Regions from separate parts of the Homo sapiens genome. Here regions 2 and 3 are each linked to region 1. Evidence: chromatin contacts called from ENCODE Hi-C data. All regions are on one chromosome and are shown on one strand. The core of a region is the stretch at or near the end of the contact, and the rest is flanking DNA. Distances in the headings are between cores, read along the strand shown.

What was found. Hi-C counts contacts between places; a loop is a spot of excess contacts on that map. Pooled maps may share reads with other maps.
Region 2: a loop to region 1 is called in a map of HepG2, with 17 times the contacts of the local background. The contact joins the promoter of ASNS here to the promoter of SLC25A13 in region 1. A Hi-C loop is called at or near these places in 1 of 168 maps with a recorded cell type or tissue (HepG2), 3 of 37 single-sample maps with no recorded cell type and 11 of 50 pooled maps.
Region 3: a loop to region 1 is called in a map of naive thymus-derived CD4-positive, alpha-beta T cell, with 15 times the contacts of the local background. The contact joins the promoter of PEG10 here to the promoter of SLC25A13 in region 1. A Hi-C loop is called at or near these places in 1 of 168 maps with a recorded cell type or tissue (naive thymus-derived CD4-positive, alpha-beta T cell), 4 of 37 single-sample maps with no recorded cell type and 9 of 50 pooled maps.

What each region holds. Positions count from the first base shown.
Region 1 is chr7:96,320,794-96,323,619 of GRCh38, reverse strand. SLC25A13 (solute carrier family 25 member 13) reads left to right here and starts at 1,522. Exons shown (of 18, transcript NM_014251.3): 1 at 1,522-1,678. The coding sequence starts at 1,664. RefSeq lists a silencer at 1,387-1,726.
Region 2 is chr7:97,870,859-97,873,668 of GRCh38, reverse strand. ASNS (asparagine synthetase (glutamine-hydrolyzing)) reads left to right here and starts at 1,261. Exons shown (of 13, transcript NM_001673.5): 1 at 1,261-1,318. All of the region lies in intron 7 of CZ1P-ASNS (CZ1P-ASNS readthrough), which reads left to right. RefSeq lists silencers at 1,030-1,119, 1,430-1,539 and an enhancer at 665-1,380.
Region 3 is chr7:94,654,888-94,657,587 of GRCh38, reverse strand. PEG10 (paternally expressed 10) reads right to left here and starts at 1,263. Exons shown (of 2, transcript NM_001172437.2): 1 at 997-1,263. The coding sequence starts at 1,001. SGCE (sarcoglycan epsilon) reads left to right here and starts at 1,455. Exons shown (of 11, transcript NM_003919.3): 1 at 1,455-1,598. The coding sequence starts at 1,490. RefSeq lists enhancers at 11-60, 1,330-2,107.

The DNA of each region.
Region 1 (2,826 bases), core at 273-2,772:
TAAGGTGCATACCCTTCAGCAAGGCGCCTAAGACCCACCATGACACAGCCCCTACCTGCTGGGCCAGACTCCTTCCACTAGTCGTGCCACTGCCCCAATCCCATAGCTCAAGATCAAGTTACCTTTTGATATGGTTTGACCGTGTCACTACCCAAATCTCATCTTAAATTGTAGTTCCCATAATCCCCACATGTCATGGGAAGGACCCGGTGAGAGACAACGGAATCATGGGGGCGGTTACTCCCATGCTGTTCTTGTGATAGTGAGTTCTTATGAGATCTGATGGTTTTACAAGGGGCTTTCCCCCCTTTGCTTGGCACTCATTCTCTCTCCTGCAACCCTGTAAAGAGGTGCCTTCCACCACAACTGTAAGTTTCCTGAGGTCTCCCAAACCATGCGAAACTGAGTCAATTAAATCTTTTGGTTTATAAATTACCCAGTCTCAGGTATTTCTTCATAGTGGCATGAGAATTCTCAGTATTCTTATTGAGCCCTGGGAACAGTCTGCTGCCTTAACAGGTTATACTGAAGTAAACATTTATGTGTCTCTTTCCCAATAGCCCTGAAGCTGTTTAACGGTTGGAACCAGTTCTTAAGTCATTTCGGGGTTTCCAGCACCAAGCACAGTGCCTAGCACATAGTAGGAAGGCACTCAATCAACGTTAATGAATTAAACTGATTAGTAATAAGTGCTTTTTGCTGCCATATTACATCCACAACCTACAATACATTAAAAGTCCTTTTCCCTGATCACCACTGTCTTATAAATTTTGATTACAAGGACAGAAGAATGAAATCCTGATGAAGAGGAGTAAGGCCTGGAGGTCATATAAGCAAATTTTCATTAAAATGCTTGTTTATTTATTTTAGTAGGGCCTATTTGGGGGAAGTCTTTTGACCCGGGCCTTTTGACTTCTACCGTTTTAACAGGTAGGGCTGAAATGGAGTAGTTTCATGAATATACGTTCTGCACTACATTCACTTGTTGGGTTCTTAAGAGTTCACCGATTTTGATCTAAAAGTAGGCGTGCCAGCAATATTTGCAATCTCGCCTTCTAAGTCAATGCTTTTGGATCAAAGTCTTTTTGGATCCAGTGTAAAGTGGAGCTCCTTCAAAGGGAACGCACAGGGGAAAAAATATCCAGCAAAGTATGTGTCCTAGTGGAGTTCTCAACTTCCCCAGGCCGTGCACCATCTGTCGTTACTTGCCCCTCCCATCGGTCCGAGGGCCCAGTAGCCCCTGGTATCAGCAGAAGCCAGCAGCTTCCCTGGTGGGGCCACCTGCCCTCAGGTGACGGGCTTGCACACGGCCAAGTTACCTCTGCCCACGCCGCAGAGGCCGCCGCTGCTGGACAGCGCAGCGGGGTCACGTGTCCCTGTCCAGCCACTGCCCCAGGATCTGAGCCCTCCCCGGCTGCAGGGCAGAGGCCGCTGGATCACGCGCACCCCGGCGGCCAAGGCTGGGCCCAGCCAATGGGCGGGCAGCATCCACATGACCCGCGCCGGCGGGAGGGCGTGGGGAGGCAGGCCAGGAACGCACGCTGCCTGGCCGTATCGCCGCCCCCACCGCCGCCGCCGCCGGGACTAGAAGTGAGCCGCCCGGGTCCCAAACGCCAGCCAGCCAGTCAGTGGGTCCCGCAGTCGCCCGCAACCGGGGCGAATCATGGCGGCCGCCAAGGTAACCGCGGGCCCGAGGCCGGGGGGAGCGCGCCTGCCGGATCAGCCTGGGGGTGCGAGAGGCTCGGGCGCTCACGTGTCTGGGTTGGTGCCACAGGCGGAGCAAAATGGGGTGCCGGGCAGCCGTTCCACCTTGCGGCTGCTGGAGGGAGGGGGCCACTCCTCCCGGGCAGCACAGGCGGTCGGTGCAGAGACCGAGGCCCGACCTCGCAGCGGAAACTTTGTGGGCCGGACACTCCCACTTGGCCGGGGAGGGAAGTTGGTGCCTGACGGGGCTGAGCCAGGGCCGACGAGGAGGAGCGGGCGCGACTGGGGCCTGGTGCACCCTGGGCCGGCAAGCGCTGGGGGTCCTCTCTACCTTCCCAGCGCGCTCCTGCTCCTGACCCCGCTGGTTGTTGACTCCGGCTTCTTCCAGGGGCCAGAGCCCGGGCTGAAGCCTGATCCTATTACGTTTCAAGGGCTCCGCCCTCCCGCGGGTGGGGAAGTTACTTTGACTTCCGTTTTGGAAACTGCCTAGGAGACTTGGTCTGCGCCTTTGTGAATAAAAAGTCCAGGGACTCTCCCCCTCCCCGCTTTCCCATCATTCCCATCTTCCCCCTCCCTCTCTCCATCTGACAACACTTAGATACCCGCCTCGGAGCATTTGAGAGGCTTCTTTTTGGGAACGATGAAACAGATTGTCCTGGGAGCCTGTCACTCCTGTGAAGTTGTACTTGAAAGGGGTTCTGTGTAATGTGAATCATTCACTAACCCAGAGGAAAGGCAACTCCAACACTTGACCTTTCCTCTTTCACCATTTCTTGAAACCTGGACACCATTTCAGTCTCTTTGGACTGCATTTCAACTTCTCTGGCAGAATACCATATTTAGTCCCAATCACTTGAATCATTTGGAATTTATTGCTTTTAATTTAAGTTCACGAAGGCAGCCCTCTAATCAAGCCTATACAACTTCTTAGCTCATTTTAAGTGCAGTGAACTTAAATATACCTAACATTTCAAACATTTGTCCTTAATCAAAACTCTGTGATAACCCTCAAGAGGAAAACATGGCCAACACATCATATTCCTATTTATTCAAGCAAACTAATCACATTTGCAATGGAAATTGTAAGCAGACAAATATATTTAAATGCTGTTCTATGACTTA
Region 2 (2,810 bases), core at 12-2,511, 1.6 Mb before region 1:
TGGATAAATCCCTCAACTTTTCTGAGTCTTATTTTTTCATTTGTAAAATGTAGATAGAAGACCTACTTTCCCACATTGCTCTCAGGTTTAAAGTACGTCAATTAGGATACAGCAAAGTCTGTTTGATACTGAAAACTTTCCAGCAACAATGAACCTTAGAACAAGTCATCTCTCATCTTTGCTCTTGCCTGTAACTACTAAGCGACTACTCCATCTTCTGTTCTTAGGGATTTTAAATTGTTGACGTTTTTGATTTAGTCAGGAATGCGTTGTATGGGGATATCAAACCTGCATGCTCTCCAAGCATTGACTGTAGTCTGATCTTAGTAGGTCGTGCACATATAATTTTACTATTTCTCAATTTATTTCGGTGCTGATGTAATTAGTAAAATACGATTTAAGAGTGTTATGATACTTTTTAAAAATCGTGATGTCTTTTCTTCATCAAAGAGATACTTAAAAGCACATAATCATCTTGTGGAGGCAAGTTGACAAAATCCTTTTTGAGATTCTAAAAGGAATCTTTGTACTTAAAATGTTTAAGGACCACTGATGTATTTTGGCTTCATGTATCAATTAGATTTAGATTTTATTGTTTTAGAGATGGGGGTCTCCCTTTGTCGCCCAGGCTGGAGTTGAGCTCACCTCAGCCTCAAACGCCTGGGCTCAAACTATCCTTCTGCCTCAGCCTCCTGAGTTGCTGGGACTACCATGGTGTGCCACCAATTTTTATAGAGATGTGATCTCGCTGTGTTTCCCAGGCTGGTCTTGAACTCCTGGTTTCAAGTGATCCTCTTGCCTTGGCTTCCCAAAGTGTTGGGATTACAGGCGTGAGCCACCGCTCCTGGCCCCGATTTATTAATAGATCTTATAAGGACATTTTAGGCCTCACGCATCAGTTTCTTAGGACAAGCTTTTCTCTGCACTGCATAATAAATCAGACGGCAGTGCAACAAAAAAACGGTGATGATTTCCCGAAGAACAAACCAAGTTCAGAAGCCTCCCTAATTGTCAGAACAGCAGGTAGCCTGGGCGGAGCTCTGAGGCTATCCTTAAACAGGCGCACTGAGACGCAAGGCGCTGGAAACAAAAGAGCTCCTCCTTGCGCCCTTCCGCCGCCCCACTTAGTCCTGCTCCGCCCCGGACACCCCGCGGCCCCGCCCCTGTGCGCGCTGGTTGGTCCTCGCAGGCATGATGAAACTTCCCGCACGCGTTACAGGAGCCAGGTCGGTATAAGCGCCAGCGGCCTCGCCGCCCGTCAAGCTGTCCACATCCCTGGCCTCAGCCCGCCACATCACCCTGACCTGCTTACGCCCAGGTGAGCCGGGTCCTGCGCCCCGTGCCCTGCGCCCCGCGCCAGCATCCTCCTCGCGTGCCCTGGGGCTGCTCCGGAAGGAAGGGGTGGAGGATGCGGTCTTCAGCCTGGCACCCGGCAGACGCGGTTCGCGGGCGCCTGCTGATGCTGCGGCTCCTGCGGTAGGGAGGGCGGGGCGGACGCCTAGCGATTGTTACGCACCTGACAGCTAGCGGAAGGACCTTTCTGTCCTGGTTCCCTGAAGCATCGAGAGGGAACCGCGGCCGGCAGGCCGGACCGCTCCGGAGAGGAGGCAGCGGCAGTTTGAGCCCCTGTAAATGTTATATGTGTACTTTTTTTTACTATGTGGCGTCGAAGCCTGTGGACATTTTCGCGGTCCGGGTCCCTGCGGCGGACGGGTCGGATCGTGCTCGTGGCCAGGGCGCAGTCAGGTGTCGCGTGGTCCTGATCTAGGAAGAGACTGCGGCCTTATCACCGTCTCGGTGTCTGCTTTCACCTTCAACTGCCCCCCTCCTCACCTGGACCGCTCACCCTCCTCCTCCCCTCTCACCCCGCCATCCCCACCAGTCCCCACCTGTCTCTGTAGACTGCAAGACTCATCAAGTGACTTGCTGAGCAAACCCTGCCGAGAAGAGGTCTGTTTAGGGACACAGGCGACCAAGTACAGAAAAAGGCAAAAGAACTAGCATGCCTTTTTCAATGGCTGTCATTTTGCAGGGCTGGCTTCAGATGATTGTTATAGCTTTAAATAAAAAGGACAGTTTTCATCTCGGCCCGTGGCCTACATTATTTCTTTACTGTCCATTGCCCTGGGCGCTTGACTAATAATTTAACAGCAGTTTTTTTTTTTAAATTTTAAATCATGATTCATAGCATTGCTGTAAGAGTAATTAGAGGTAAAGTAGGGCTTGAACCTGTCTGTAGTTGGTTACTTACTGAGATCTTAATATAAAAGTAAAGGGAGAGGGTGAAGTTGTAAGTAGCACTAAGTGGAATAGAAATTAAATGCACTGAAACTGCCATGTCCAGTTCGGTAGGCGCTAGCCACCTGTAACTGTTGAGCACTTGAAGTGCTGGCTAGTCCTAACTGAGATGTATTGTGTTAAATACACTGGATTTTGTCGTTGGAGTAGGAAGAACAGTGTAAAATATCTGCTCGATAATATTTTATATTGATTACATATATGTTAAAATGTTACTATTTGGGACATACTGAGTTAAGTTTATTTAAAATTAATTTCACCTTTTTCTTTTAATGGGGCTACTAGTATATTTAAAATTACATATGTGGCTTACATATATATTTATTGGACAGCACTGTTCTAGAAGTTTAGGAAGAAATAAGAAAAATATTGAGAACAGGTAGCGGCAGTAGGAACTTTGCCCTCCTATAAGACTGATTCCAATAAAAATAATAGGTTATAGTTTTAATTGGCTTTTTCCTACTAGAAAAAATAAGTGTACTTTACATGCCTCTTTGTTCTCCCTTTTTCCC
Region 3 (2,700 bases), core at 14-2,513, 1.7 Mb after region 1:
TCTGCCATCACCAAAAGATTCCCATTTCCACTCCAATCAGTGCCCCTCCACTCCACTGCTATAGCGGGAATGGTGTGGGCAGAATGTTAAACACTAATTTTTGCCCGGGGCTCCATTTTGTCTACCAGCACCATCATGCGAGAACCGTCCTGCAGAAAAATAGAGTGGGAGCCATTCCAAAAGGTGAAAGGGTGGGGTCCTGCTCCAAGAAAACAGAGGAATTGTACTCCGCAGCTCATGTCCCACTACGGCTGCTTTATTTGTAGCGCAAACGGTCTGCAGCTCCTGTACCTCTGCAGCTCTTACCACTTTGTAGTGCATCTTAGGTGTGAATTGTTCCGCAGCTCATGTACCTCTGCAGTTCATGTGCCTCGCAGCGCAATGAAGCGCTGTTGTCGGGCTGGCTAATCGCATCGTTTTTGTAGCGTTTTTTGTAGTGCTACTCTTCTGCAGCTCAGATTTTGCAGCGCATGTAAAGCGCAATTCAGTTTTCTGTCTGCAGCTCCTATATCGCTGCTCCTCGTTCTGGATTGTAGCGCCACTGAAGCGCCCATCCGTCAGTTTGTGGCACATAAAGCGCCCATCAGTTTATAGCGCAATGAAGCGCCAGTTGTAGCTCCCATCAGTTTGTCGCCCGCGTGAAGCGTGCTTGTAGCGCATCTGAAGCGCCAGTTTGTAGCGCATTTGAAGCGCTTATCTGTTTGTAAAGCATGGCACTTGGTAGCGCATTTGAAGAGCAAATTGCAAATCGATCTATAGCTCCTGACCGTCTGCAGCTCATCACTGTCCGCAGCTCATCTCTGTCTACAGCCCGTATCTGGACTTGGTCCTGGAAACCCAAGCCTTTAAGGCTTGGTTTCCCCATTTGTTTTGGGGTACAGCCAGTGAAGGCGTGACAAGTTTTGCGTGGAGACATTCTGGGGTGCTACTCCATCTCCCGCAGCTCCCGATAAGCACGGGGAATGAACGTGATCTTTAAAAAAAAAACGTCCTCACCGCATACTCACCACGCGAGGACTCCTCTGCGAAGACAGGAAGGATGGGGTCCCACACCTGAGCCAGGCGCGGTCTCCACTGGGTGCTCCGCAGCCCGGAGTGGCTCCGGACGACAGCCCGCTCAGCGGACCTTTCGCCAGGCTCGGTGGACCTTCTCCGCTGTTCTCCTCAGGGCGCAGTCAGGTTTCTTCGACACACACCAACCGAAGTTGAAGCGCGTGTACCAGGAGCGCAGACTGTGAGCCTTATATAGGTTGCACCGAGGAGGGGGGCGCCAAATCCCAGCGTGCTCCGCGGGCTAGGGGGTGGAGGGGGGTGCGGGGATGGGGGATGGGGGTGGGGGCGGTGGCCACGCTGCAGTGGCCCGCCGCTAGAGGGAGTACGGGATTACCGAGGGGGTGCGGGATGCTGATGCTGAACTGGCCAAGCTGGGAGGGAAGAAGAAAGGGAGGGGAGGGGAGAATCGAGGACGGACGGCCTAGCCAGGCCAAGAATGCAATTGCCCCGGTGGTGGGAGCTGGGAGACCCCTGTGCTTGGACGGGACAGGGTCGGGGGACACGCAGGATGAGCCCCGCGACCACTGGCACATTCTTGCTGACAGGTTAGTGGCCTGCGCGCGACGTGGAGGTCCCGGGGCCAACAGGCCGCCGCCTCCCCCTCCCCCGCTCGGGTTCCGGGCGCCTGAGCGCGCCCTTTGGGCACCAGCCTCTCTTTCTGTCCCGGACCCCACCGTACCCCTCCTTCAGTACACCCTGTACCCCATTTCCCCGGCCCAGCTTCTCTCTCCCCAGGCTTGACCCCTGGCCTTTTTTTCCTCTCCGCGCCCCCGCGGGCCCCTCCCTGCTCTGCGGGCGCAGAAATTCCATCTCCAATTCCTGTTCCCAACATCCCCCTCCCCGCCCAGCCCCAGGGTAGTCCTCTCCCGATCCCTGTAGCAAAGAGCTGGGGGTCGTTGCCTGTTTTTCTGGGGGGCCCGTTTCCCCGCGATTGGGCTCTGCGACCGCGATGCGAGCCAAAGGAAATGGGTGTCAAGCTGCGTCCCCGCTACACAAACACATCTTTTTTCCTTTTCTTGATAGTGGTAGAGAACACAAAAATGTGACATTTAAAACACCGAATTTCCCCCTCTTGCTAAGTGCATTTCTCGGTGACGGAAATCTCGGTTTTCTTCGGTTTTACGGAGCAGGGAAGCGGAATCATGAAATGCTGGGAGCTAAACAGGGCGTTCAGGTCAGGGTTAACCCCGGCTGGAGGCCAGAGATGCTGCCGTACCGAGTGCGCTATTTCCAGAAACCAAAACCAATTTAAAACAGCTGTGGATGCTTCCAGTGTGTTTGGCGGGCTTTGAAGGCTCCCAGCTACCGACTTTTGGTGGCGATTACGAGGTTTACACAGAGACCTTGCTTCCCTTGCAACGTTACATTTTCCTAAATCTTGTAGGGTGAATGAATGCGTTTAGTCACGGCAACCGCACGTTTAATCCTTTCCAGCGGGTTGCCGAGATTCGGCCACAAATATTTGCGTGCATTTGTACTATGAACATATATATTTTATGTCAGGGAAAATTGCAGTGGCTGATAAGACGCTAAAATTCTGATGAGGAAGGATGCTAAATAAAACCTTAACGCGGATTCCCATCTAAGCGCCTCAGTGTCAGGTGCTTGGGAAACTGACAATCTGTTGATGATCTTAGTAAAACAAGT